Regions from separate parts of the Homo sapiens genome. Here region 2 is linked to region 1. A link is a loop called in an ENCODE intact Hi-C map of the cell type or tissue named here. Cell type or tissue: heart left ventricle. All regions are shown on one strand.

Evidence for each region. A loop is a pair of places that touch in the nucleus more often than their neighbours do. Peaks named below come from ENCODE experiments on the same cell type or tissue, not always from the same donor. Only the 100,000 strongest peaks of a DNase experiment are listed, where the experiment ranks them.
Region 2: it touches region 1 in a loop (2.2-fold over the local background); 3 of 110 quality-filtered maps call a loop at or near these places.

The regions. Positions count from the first base shown.
Region 1 is chr2:206,389,588-206,394,587 of GRCh38, reverse strand. No RefSeq gene overlaps it. Among named protein-coding and RNA genes, the nearest start is that of ADAM23, 51 kb to the left of the region's middle. RefSeq lists an enhancer at 2,109-2,403. In heart left ventricle, a CTCF peak has its summit at 2,293 (motif pointing left); no DNase peak of the experiment used is centred here.
Region 2 is chr2:206,512,623-206,517,622 of GRCh38, reverse strand. The region is part of intron 3 of ADAM23 (ADAM metallopeptidase domain 23); the gene reads right to left. Among named protein-coding and RNA genes, the nearest start is that of ADAM23, 72 kb to the right of the region's middle. In heart left ventricle, no CTCF peak of the experiment used is centred here; no DNase peak of the experiment used is centred here; H3K27ac peaks cover 208 bases.

The DNA of each region.
Region 1 (5,000 bases):
ATACAATGGGGTACAGGCATTGGGTAAATGAAGCCATTCCAAATGGGAGAAATTGGCCAAAACAAAGGGGCTACAGACCCCATGCAAGTCCAAAACCCAGCAGGGCAGTCAAATCTTTTTTTTGTTTTGTTTTGTTTTGAGACAGAGTGTGTCACTCTGTCTTGCCCAGGCTGGAGTGCAGTGGAATGGTTTCAGCTCACTGCAGCCTCTGCCCCCTGGGTTCAAGCAATTCTCCTGTCTCCGCCTTCCAAGAAGCTGGGATTACAGGTGTGTGCCACCACACCTGGATAATTCTGTATTTTTAGTTGAGACGGGGTTTCACCATGTTGGCCAGGCTGGTTTCGAGCTCCTGACCTCCAGTTATCCACCCACCTAGACCTTCCAAAGTGCTGGGATTACAGGCGTGACCCACCGTGCTTGGCCTCAAATCTTAAACCTGCAAGATGATCTCCTTTGACTCCATGTCTCACATCCAGGTCAGACTGATGCAAGAGGTGGGTTCTCATGGTCTTAGGCAGCTCTGCCCCTGTGGCTTTGCAGGGTACAGCCCCACTCCTGGTACCAATTTACTGTATTAGTCTCTTCTCATGTTGCTGATAAAGACATACACAAGACTGGGTAATTTATACAGAAAAGGGAGGTTTAATGAACTTACATTTCCACATGGCTAGGGAGGCCTTACAATCATGACAGAAGGCAAGGAATAGCAAATTACATCTTACATAGATGGCAGCAGGCAAAGGGAGAGAGAGCTTGTGCAGGGAAACTCTCCCTTATAAAACCATCAGATCTCATGAAACTTATTCACTATCATGAGAACAGCATGGGAAAGACCTACCCCCATGATTCACTTACCTCCCACCCAGTCCCTCCCACAATACGTGGGAATTCAAGATGAGATTTGGGTGGGGACACAGCCAAAACATATCACTCTCTCTCTCTTTTTTTTGGGGGGGTGGGGAGGGAACAGCAGCTCATTCTCTTGCCCAGGCTGGACTGCAGTGGTGCGATCATAGCTCATTGCATGATCTATGGGAAGAAATACATATCACAAGTAGTAAGTAGAAGAACAATAGCTAACATTTATTAAGTGCTTCTACATGCCATATGGTGTTTAAGTGCTTTACAAATATTATTACATTTAATCCTTAAAATCACCCTATGAGTTAGGCATTAATATCCATCCTCCAGATAAGAAAATCAGGCATAGTCAGGTTAAGTAACTTGCATAAAGTTGCACAGCCAGTTAATTAGTTTAATTTGAACCTAAGCAATCTGGCTCCAGCCCTTCCTTACTACTCTATTGTAATGCCTGGGATATGGCATCAGGGTCGTTGGATAGTGCTCAAAGATGACTTAATGGCAGCTTTAGCTGTAGGCTTCCAGTTTTTTGGAAGAAGAAGGTATTTGGAAATCATTTATATAGTTAAAAATCAATTTTAAATAGGAAAAGCAATTATTGATAAATCTTAAATGCAACCACCTCCAAAAGGAAAAGAGGCATGAATGAACAAAAAGAAAGGAAGAAAGAGAAGAAAGAAAGAAAATGGCTTTTACGGATCTTCATTTGTCTAGTGATGAATTTCATAACTCTGATTTATTGAATAATTTTAGTGCTCAAAAATCCCTGCCATTATCAGGATTCATCTCAGCCCAGGGGGAACAAAAGGAGATAAGAAGGTAAACAAATCCCTGGGGTTGTTCCTCCTGTCCATCAATGCCAGCACCACCAGTCCAAAATTGTCTACAGTGAAGTTTTGTCTGTTTTGAGACAAGCCTTCCTTTGCCCTTGAAATTAATTCCTAACCTACTACAATCAGTTCTGTCTCATCACCCAGAGGATGTTACCTGGCCCACAGTCATCCTTATTGTTTGTCTATAATGGAAAGAAAAGGCAATTCCAATCAAATTGCAATTAAAGCAAGGAAATAATGAAAAGTTTTTCTTCTTCTTAGAAACCATCCATTGCCCCCCAAGACCTTCCAGGGGGCAGCAGGGCACAAAGGTCTCAGTAAAGCCCTCAAACTGTTTCATCACCCAGTTGAATAGGAAATCAGTTTTCCTAAAAAGCCAATCAAGGGGGGAAAAAAAACTACAAAATGAGCTATAAAAGAAATTTTGCCACCAGGAACCATATTTAACCTTTCCTTTAGCAAAGAGAAAGTTCCAGGCCCAAGCATAGTGACCTAAACCGTGTTCCTGGACTTGACCAATCCAATATTAGTAATCAACTACTTTGTGGGTGGAGTAATAGCTGAGGGAAGTGAGATTTGAGCTCCCCCACGTGGCAGAAGCCTTCCATTAACCCTGAAGGGGGTGAATGGATTTTTTCAGACTAGCCTAGATTTCTCAGGTCTATGTGCAATTCACTTATCTTCTTGGGATATAAGTTTTTTATAGCATTTTCTGAAATAACATCTTGTGATAAGACTTCTTGCCCTATTACACTGAATACTGCAGTGATTGTGAGTGGGATTAGCCCAGAATATCTTCTCCATAATAGACAGAATGATCTGTTTATTTCTATCTGTTTTTGCCAACCCACACTACACTTTTTGTGTGAACTCATTTTTTTTAGCAAGTTTTTATTTTCAGGGCCGTGTTACAACTAATTTAGTATCTGATTTTCCAAACATTCTATGACGAAGGAGAAAAATAACTCTAGCATGTGTTGTTCTCTCTAAGGTGGTACTTAAAATAGGGCACATAGTCCTATGAATAAGAATAAAATAAACCCTATTGGGTTTGATACATATTCTTCAACCCTCAAAACACCTTGGTAATACAAAACACAGAACTTCTTGGCCACAGCTTGCAGTATTTTTTCCTCCTCTGTCTTAGGAACTCCTTCCAGATATAGAATAAGCCTTGAATTTGCCAGCTCTTCTTGCTACTGCAGCATATTTTCTCATTCCCAAGAAAATATTCTTTCTCTTAAAGAGTAAAATGACAAAAATTAAAAGTCAAACCACAAACTGGGGAAATATTGCACTTATATATGATAAAGCACTTACATAAAACTATCTGAGAAAGACTACCTTCCTAATACATAAAAGAATATAACAATTATTTCCCAGAGAGGAAACGCTGATGCACAACAAAATTTGGAAATGCTTAACCCTCTAGAGAAAGTTTAAAAATACAAATTAGAATAATATAGCACCTTTTTTCTATTATACTAACAAAGACATTTAAAATGGAGAATGTTCTATCTACATACAGTAGAACAGACACCAGATAATTTGCTTTTAAAATCGATTTGGAAAAATACCAAGAGCAGCCTTAAAAATATTCATACCCTTTGATCTCTGGGGTTAATATTAAGAACATAATACAAAATAAGGGAAAAGCTTTATGCACAAATATTTTTATTGACATACTATGGCTAGAAACAACCTAAATAATCAACATTAAGGGATTGGTTACTATTATAGTTTTTCTTAGCCTACTGATTTTCATTTCTGGTTCCACATTAAAATCACTTGGTTTGCTATATTTTTACAATAATGATTCCTAATCTTCATATCAGAACAACTGAATCAAAATCTCTAGGACTGAGACCTAGGCATATATGTATAAAAAGTCTCTGAGTGGCTTTCATGTGTAGCCAGGGTTGAAAACCACTAGGCTGAAGAAACTATGATAGATAATTGTGCAGTAGAATATTATGCAGCCAATAAAAAATGCTTCCAGAGTTTTGAAAAAATACATACTTTAGGGCTGGGCATGATGGTTCATGCCTGTAATCCCAGCACTTTGGGAGGCCGAGGTGGGTGGATTGCTTGAGTTCAGGAGTACAAGACCGGTCTGGGCCACACAGCACCTTGTCTCTACAAAAAAAGAAAAAAAAAAAAAGCCTGGCATGGTGGCGTACACCTGTAGTCCTAGCTACTTACTCAGGAGGCTGAGGTGGAAGGATTGCTTGAACCAGGGAGGTTGAGGCTGCAGTGAGCTGAGATCTTGCCACTGCACTCCAGCCTGGGTGAAAGAATGAGACCCCGTCTTGACAACAGAAAAGAAAAAAAAATACATATTTTATTTTGAAACAGTTCTAAACTTACCAAAAACTTGCAAGGTTGGCATAAAGAACTTTCATGGACCCATCATCTAGAGATGCCATTCAAGTTTGGCCAACTGTCCCAGAAACATCCTTTACAGAAAAGAATGCAGTTCAAGATCTCAACATTGTTCACAGCTGTTATGACTATTTTTCATGACCTCAACATTCTTTAAAGATTATAGGACAATCACTTAGAATATTTTTCAATGTGGGTGTGTTGGGTTCCTCAGGATCACTCCAGGTTTGATGATTTGCTAGGAGGACTCACAGGACTCAGCAGATGGCCACAGTCGTCGCTATGATTTATTAAAGCCAAAGAATAAAAAGGAAAATTAGCAAAGGGAAAAGGCACAATGGGCAAAATCCAGAGAAAACCAGGCAAGCTCCCAAGACTTCTCCCCAGTAGAATCATACAGGATGTGTTAATTTCCCCAGCAATGAGCTCTGATAACACATGTGAAATGTTACCTACCAGGAAGCTTATTAGAAATTCAGTGCTCAAGGGTTTTATTGTGACTGGTCACATAGACACTCTCTGTCCAGCAAGTACCAAAATTCCAGACTCCCCAAAGGAAAGCAGAATTCAACACAATCCTCATTCTTTGTACAAGCAGTTTGGGCAGAGCGAGCCACTCACTGTGTGATGGGAACACTCCTTAAATCCAAGTTCCCAGATACCAATCATGGGCAACCTTGCAAGCAGGCCTTTCTAAGGATAGCAGCCCCAGGCCTGCTATGTTAATTCTCATCTACACAGTGGATTTGTTTGATGTTTCTCATAATTAGACCCAGGTAATATATTTTTGGCTGGAATATCACAGATGTTGTATTCTTTTCATTGCAACTATTGGATGGAGCATGGCATCTGTTTGTTTCTAGTCTGATTCTATTTTTCATGTGTGACTGCTAACAGCTTTCAAGGCCCACTCCTCTTTCTTCC
Region 2 (5,000 bases), 120 kb before region 1:
CAAGAGAAATGCCTATAAAGGCTAGAGATCATACCAGCCTGTGGACACTAGAAAAGCAAACAAGACTCTCCAAAATAACCATCCCATAAAAAGGACAGGCACCACATTGCATCCACAGTTCTTGGTATAGCTGCCTACACAGAGTAGGCATTCTAACATTTGTTGATGAAGAGTCAACAAGTCAAGCAGCTCAGAAAAAAACAAGATGGCACACCATACTCAAGACAGGAATCCACAGGAACCTGAGGGTCCTAGAGGCAGGGCTTAGCCCCCAGGTAAGCAATGAGGGGTCTGAGGTAGCACACGGCAGTGGCAGCAAGAAAACTTTGAGACTCGGGCTACTTTCTGTCTCTATCTTTTGCAGATAAGTATCTGTGAAGGCAAAAGTCAATCCCAGGCAGTCAGCCCATGAAGACTGGGAATGTGAGGCTGAAAGAACAAAGGATGAGAGCAGACATGACTGCAAGATTACTTCAGGAACAGTCCTCTTTAGTATATTTCAAACAGAGCTTTACAAAGAAAGTGCATACGTGTGTTTAGGTGTATGTGTTGTGTGTACGAGCGTGTTTTTTTATTTTAGCAAGCTTACTATTATTTTATTTTTATTTATTTATTTATTATTATTTTAGCAAGCTTACTATTGTAAGACAAGGAAATGCTGCTGGTGTATGTCCACAATGATCAGGAGGAAATGAGGTCAGAAGAAGTTGTCTGCCCTCAAACTGCTAGGCCAAAATAGAAAATTTCCAATTATTCCTTATCAAACAAGGGTAGGTTGGGTGCCAGCTCACTGAATATTTGCATTATATGTACGTGAACTTTTCTTTTTACACTAGTTCTAATTTCAGTGACACAGCACGAATAGCTGAAATCCTTCAAGAGTGAACGTCTGTGCCCTCCCAAAATTCATATATTGAGGCCCTAACCCCCAATGTGATGGTACTAGGAGATGGGGCTTTTAGGAGGTAATTAGGTTTAGATGAGGGCAAAGGGGTGAAGTCCTCTCTTTTTTAAGAAGAGACCAAAGAACTTTGTCTCTCCCTCTCTCTCTCTACCATATGAAGACACAGCAAGAAGGTGGCTTGTCTATAAGCCAGGAAGAGGGTCTCTGCCAGCCACTAAATCTTGAGGTGCCTTGATCTTAGACTTCCTAGCCTCCAAAACTGTGAGAAATAAATGTTGTTTAAGCTTCCCAGTTGATGAAATTTTGCTATAGCAGCCTGAGCAGACTAAGACAAGCATTAATTCTCTCCTCAATCCTAAACAAATTATTCTTTTGTGGAATGTTAGAAAAAAAACGCATTTACATTATCTTTATTTTTTTCCTGAAAATTCTATTGTTACTATTTTTTATCACTACTTGGCTTTTTCTTTCTTTTTTTTTTTTTTAATAAAAATGCCCAAATCTTCCATGTAAGCTTCAGGATGAGAGGTTACCTTGGGTAGGAGTTGGGGTGGGGGAACGTGACTGAGAGGAACACAGAGAGCTTCTGAGACACAAGCAATGTTCTATTTCTCAACCTGGATGGTGGGTATATACGAATGTCCATTTTATTACTCTTCTTTAAACTGGGTGAATATATTTTCCACTCCTTTATGTGTACATTTCATAATTTTCATAAATTAGAGGAAAAGAAACCCAAAATGTTTACAGATAATAGAAAGAGAAGAGCCCAGCCCAATTCTGACATTAAAAATTTTGAGTATGAGACAAAATGAGCCAGAAACAGACCCAGGAAAAAGCCTCTGGAATTAGAAAGCTGTCACTACTAAGACCAGAACAGGAAAAAAAACTCTAAAGAACATGTGGGAGGTGAAAAGCACAGAGAGAACAAAAGGCAACTTTCTCCTTCTCTAAAAATAGCAAGCCTATTAGGCCACTTTTAGACTCCAGTCTAAAAGTGTTCACATAGGAGTCCATTTATATTAAAACAGTAAAACTTAGAAAGGAAAAAGTTCTTGGAGGATGCCAAAGCATGGAAAAGTTCAAAAATTTCACGAAATAATAGACCAGACAGGATTTGAACTATATCTGACTTTATTACCAAAATAGTGAACTATCAGACCAGAGAGCTGTAGGAGCAGAAGATTAAAGGGTAAGACAAACCAAATCCTTCCCCACACTGTTTTTTTCTATGGAAGGACACAGGAGCAAAGACTGTGTGTGGTGCAACATGGAGCAAATCTCATGGAGCAAATCTCATGGAGCGTGCCACCACAACAAAGCTGGTTTCAAAATAAAATGGCAAGGGAAATTATCCCGTGCCCTTCCCTGGAAGAATGTGCAAACTTATATTTAATTTTTAAAAAACAGATCTTGCTTTCAATCACCAAAACTGCCGTGGCTGGAAAATATCAATCTCAGTTGTTTCAATGATCACTAGAAAACATATTTCTGAGTTCATAATGACAATAAATGTCTTCCTTTTCTGACTCCCATATTCTCCTACTGTAATAAGAGATGTTTGTACACAGGAAGGTGAAATTCATGGATGATAACACCAACAGTGAATCTAAAGAAAAGCAAGACCTATGATCACGACTATACTGAGATACAGGCATACCTTGGGGATACTGCAGGATCTGTTCCAGACTACCACAATAAAGCAAGTATCACAATAAAGCAAGTTACACAATTTTTTGGTTCCCCAGTGTACATAAAAGGTAGGTTTACACTATACTGTACTCTAGTCTATTATGCATGTAATAGCATTATATCTAAAAATACTTTATTGCTAAAAAACGCTAATGATCACCTGAGCCCTTCAGCAAGTTGTAATCATTTTGCTGGTAGAGGGTCTTGTCTTGATGTTGATGGCTGCTGAACTGAGTGATCAGTGGTTGCTGAAGGCTAGAGTGGCTGTGCCAATTTATTGAAATAAGACAACAATGAAGTTTGTCTCATTGATTGACTCTTCATGAAAGATTTCTCTGTAGCATGTGATGCTGTGTGACAGCATTTTACCCGCAGCAGAACTTCTTTCAAAATTGGAGTCAATCCTCTCAAACTCTGCCCAACCAAGTTTATGTAATATTCTAAATCCTTTGCTGTCATTTCAACAATGTTCACAGCAACTTCACCAGCAGTAGATTCCATCTCATGAAACCACTTAAGTAACTCTTCATCCATTCAAGTCTTATCATGAGATTGCAGCAGTTCAGTCACATCTTCGGGCTCCACTTCTAGTTGTTCCTCTCTTACTGTCTTTCTACCACGTCTGCAGTGACTTCCTCCACTGAACTCTTGAACCCCTCAAAGTCATCCATGACGGTTGAAATCAACTTATTCCAAACTCCTGTAAATGTTTATATTTTCACCTCCTTCCATTAATTAGGAATGTTCTTAATGGAATCCAGAATGGTTAATCCTTTCCAGAAGGTTTTCTATTTACTTTGCCCAGACCCAATAGAGTAATCACGATCTATGGCAACTATCACTTTACAAAATGTAATACAAAATGTATTTCTGAAATAATAAGACTTGAAAGTTGAAATTACTCCTTGATTCATGGGCTTCAGAATGGATGTTGTGTTATCAGGCATAAAAACAACATTAACCTCGTACATCTCCATCAGCACTCTTTGGTGGCCAGGTGCATTGTCAATGAGCAGTAATATTTTAAAAAGGAATCTTTTTTTGTCCTGTGCCATAGGTCTCAACAGTGTGCTTAAAATATTCAGTAAACCATATTGTAAACAGATGTGCTGTCACCCAGGCTTTGTTGTTCCATTTATGGAGCACAGGCAGAACAGATTTCGCATAATTCTTAAGGGCTCTAGGATTTTCAGAATGCTAAATGAGCACTGGCTTCAACCTAAAGTCACAAGCTGCATTATCACCAAACAAGAGTCAGCCTGTTCTTTGCAGCGTCGAAGCCAGGTTTTGAGTTCTCCTCTCTAGTTAGGAAAGTCCTAGATGGAGTCTTCTTCCAATAGGAAGGCTGTTTCATCTACATTGAAAATCTGTTGTTTAGTGTAGCCACTTTTATTAATTATCTTAGCTAGATGTTCTGGATAACTTGCTTCAGCTTCTACATTAGCACTTGCTGCTTTACCTTGCACTTTTATGTTATGGAAACAGCTTCTTTCCTTAAATCTCATGAACCAAATTCTGCTAGCTTCAAACTTTTCTTCTGCAGCTTTTTCATCTCTCTCTGTCTTCATAAAATTGAGGGGAGATATGCTCTGGATTCAGCTTTCACTGAATGGAATGTTTTGGCTGGTTTGATCTTCTATCCAGAACATTAAAACTTTCTCCATATCAGCAACAAGGCTGTTTCACTTTCTTATCATTCCTGTGTTCACTGGAATAGCACATTTAATTTCCTTCAGAAACTTTTCCTTTGCATTCACAACTTTGCTAACTGACTCAAGAGGCCTCAGTTTCAACCTGTCTCAGCTTTCAACATGCCTTGAAACTATGCTTAGTAATTCCTACCTTTTAATTTCAAGTGAGAGACATGTGACTCTTCCTTTCACTTAAACACATAGAGGCCGGTATAAGGTTGTTAATTGACCTAATTTCAAAATTGTTGTGTTTCATGGAATAAGGAGGCCAGAGAGGGAGAGAGAAGGGGAATGGCCAGTCAGTGGAGAAGCCAGGACATACACATTTATCCATAAAGTTCACTGGATTCTATGGGTACAGTCTGTGGTACCCCCAAAACAACCATAATAGTAACATCAAACATCACTGATCACAGATCATAATAATTTAAATAATAATGAAAAAGTCTGAAATACTGCGAGAATTACCAAAATATGACACAGACAGAGAAGTGAGCATGCGCTGTTGGAAAAATGGTGCCAATAGACTTGCTCAATGCACGGCTCCCAAAAACCTTCAACTTGTTAGAAGCACAATATCTGCAAAGCACAATTAAGTGAAGAACATAAAACTAGGTATATCTGTGCACTCATTTTATATAGTTCAAGGCACTTCCAGATGCTTTTTGCTCAAAAAAAAAGTCTTTTTCAGAGTTTCTATTTTTTCATCAAAG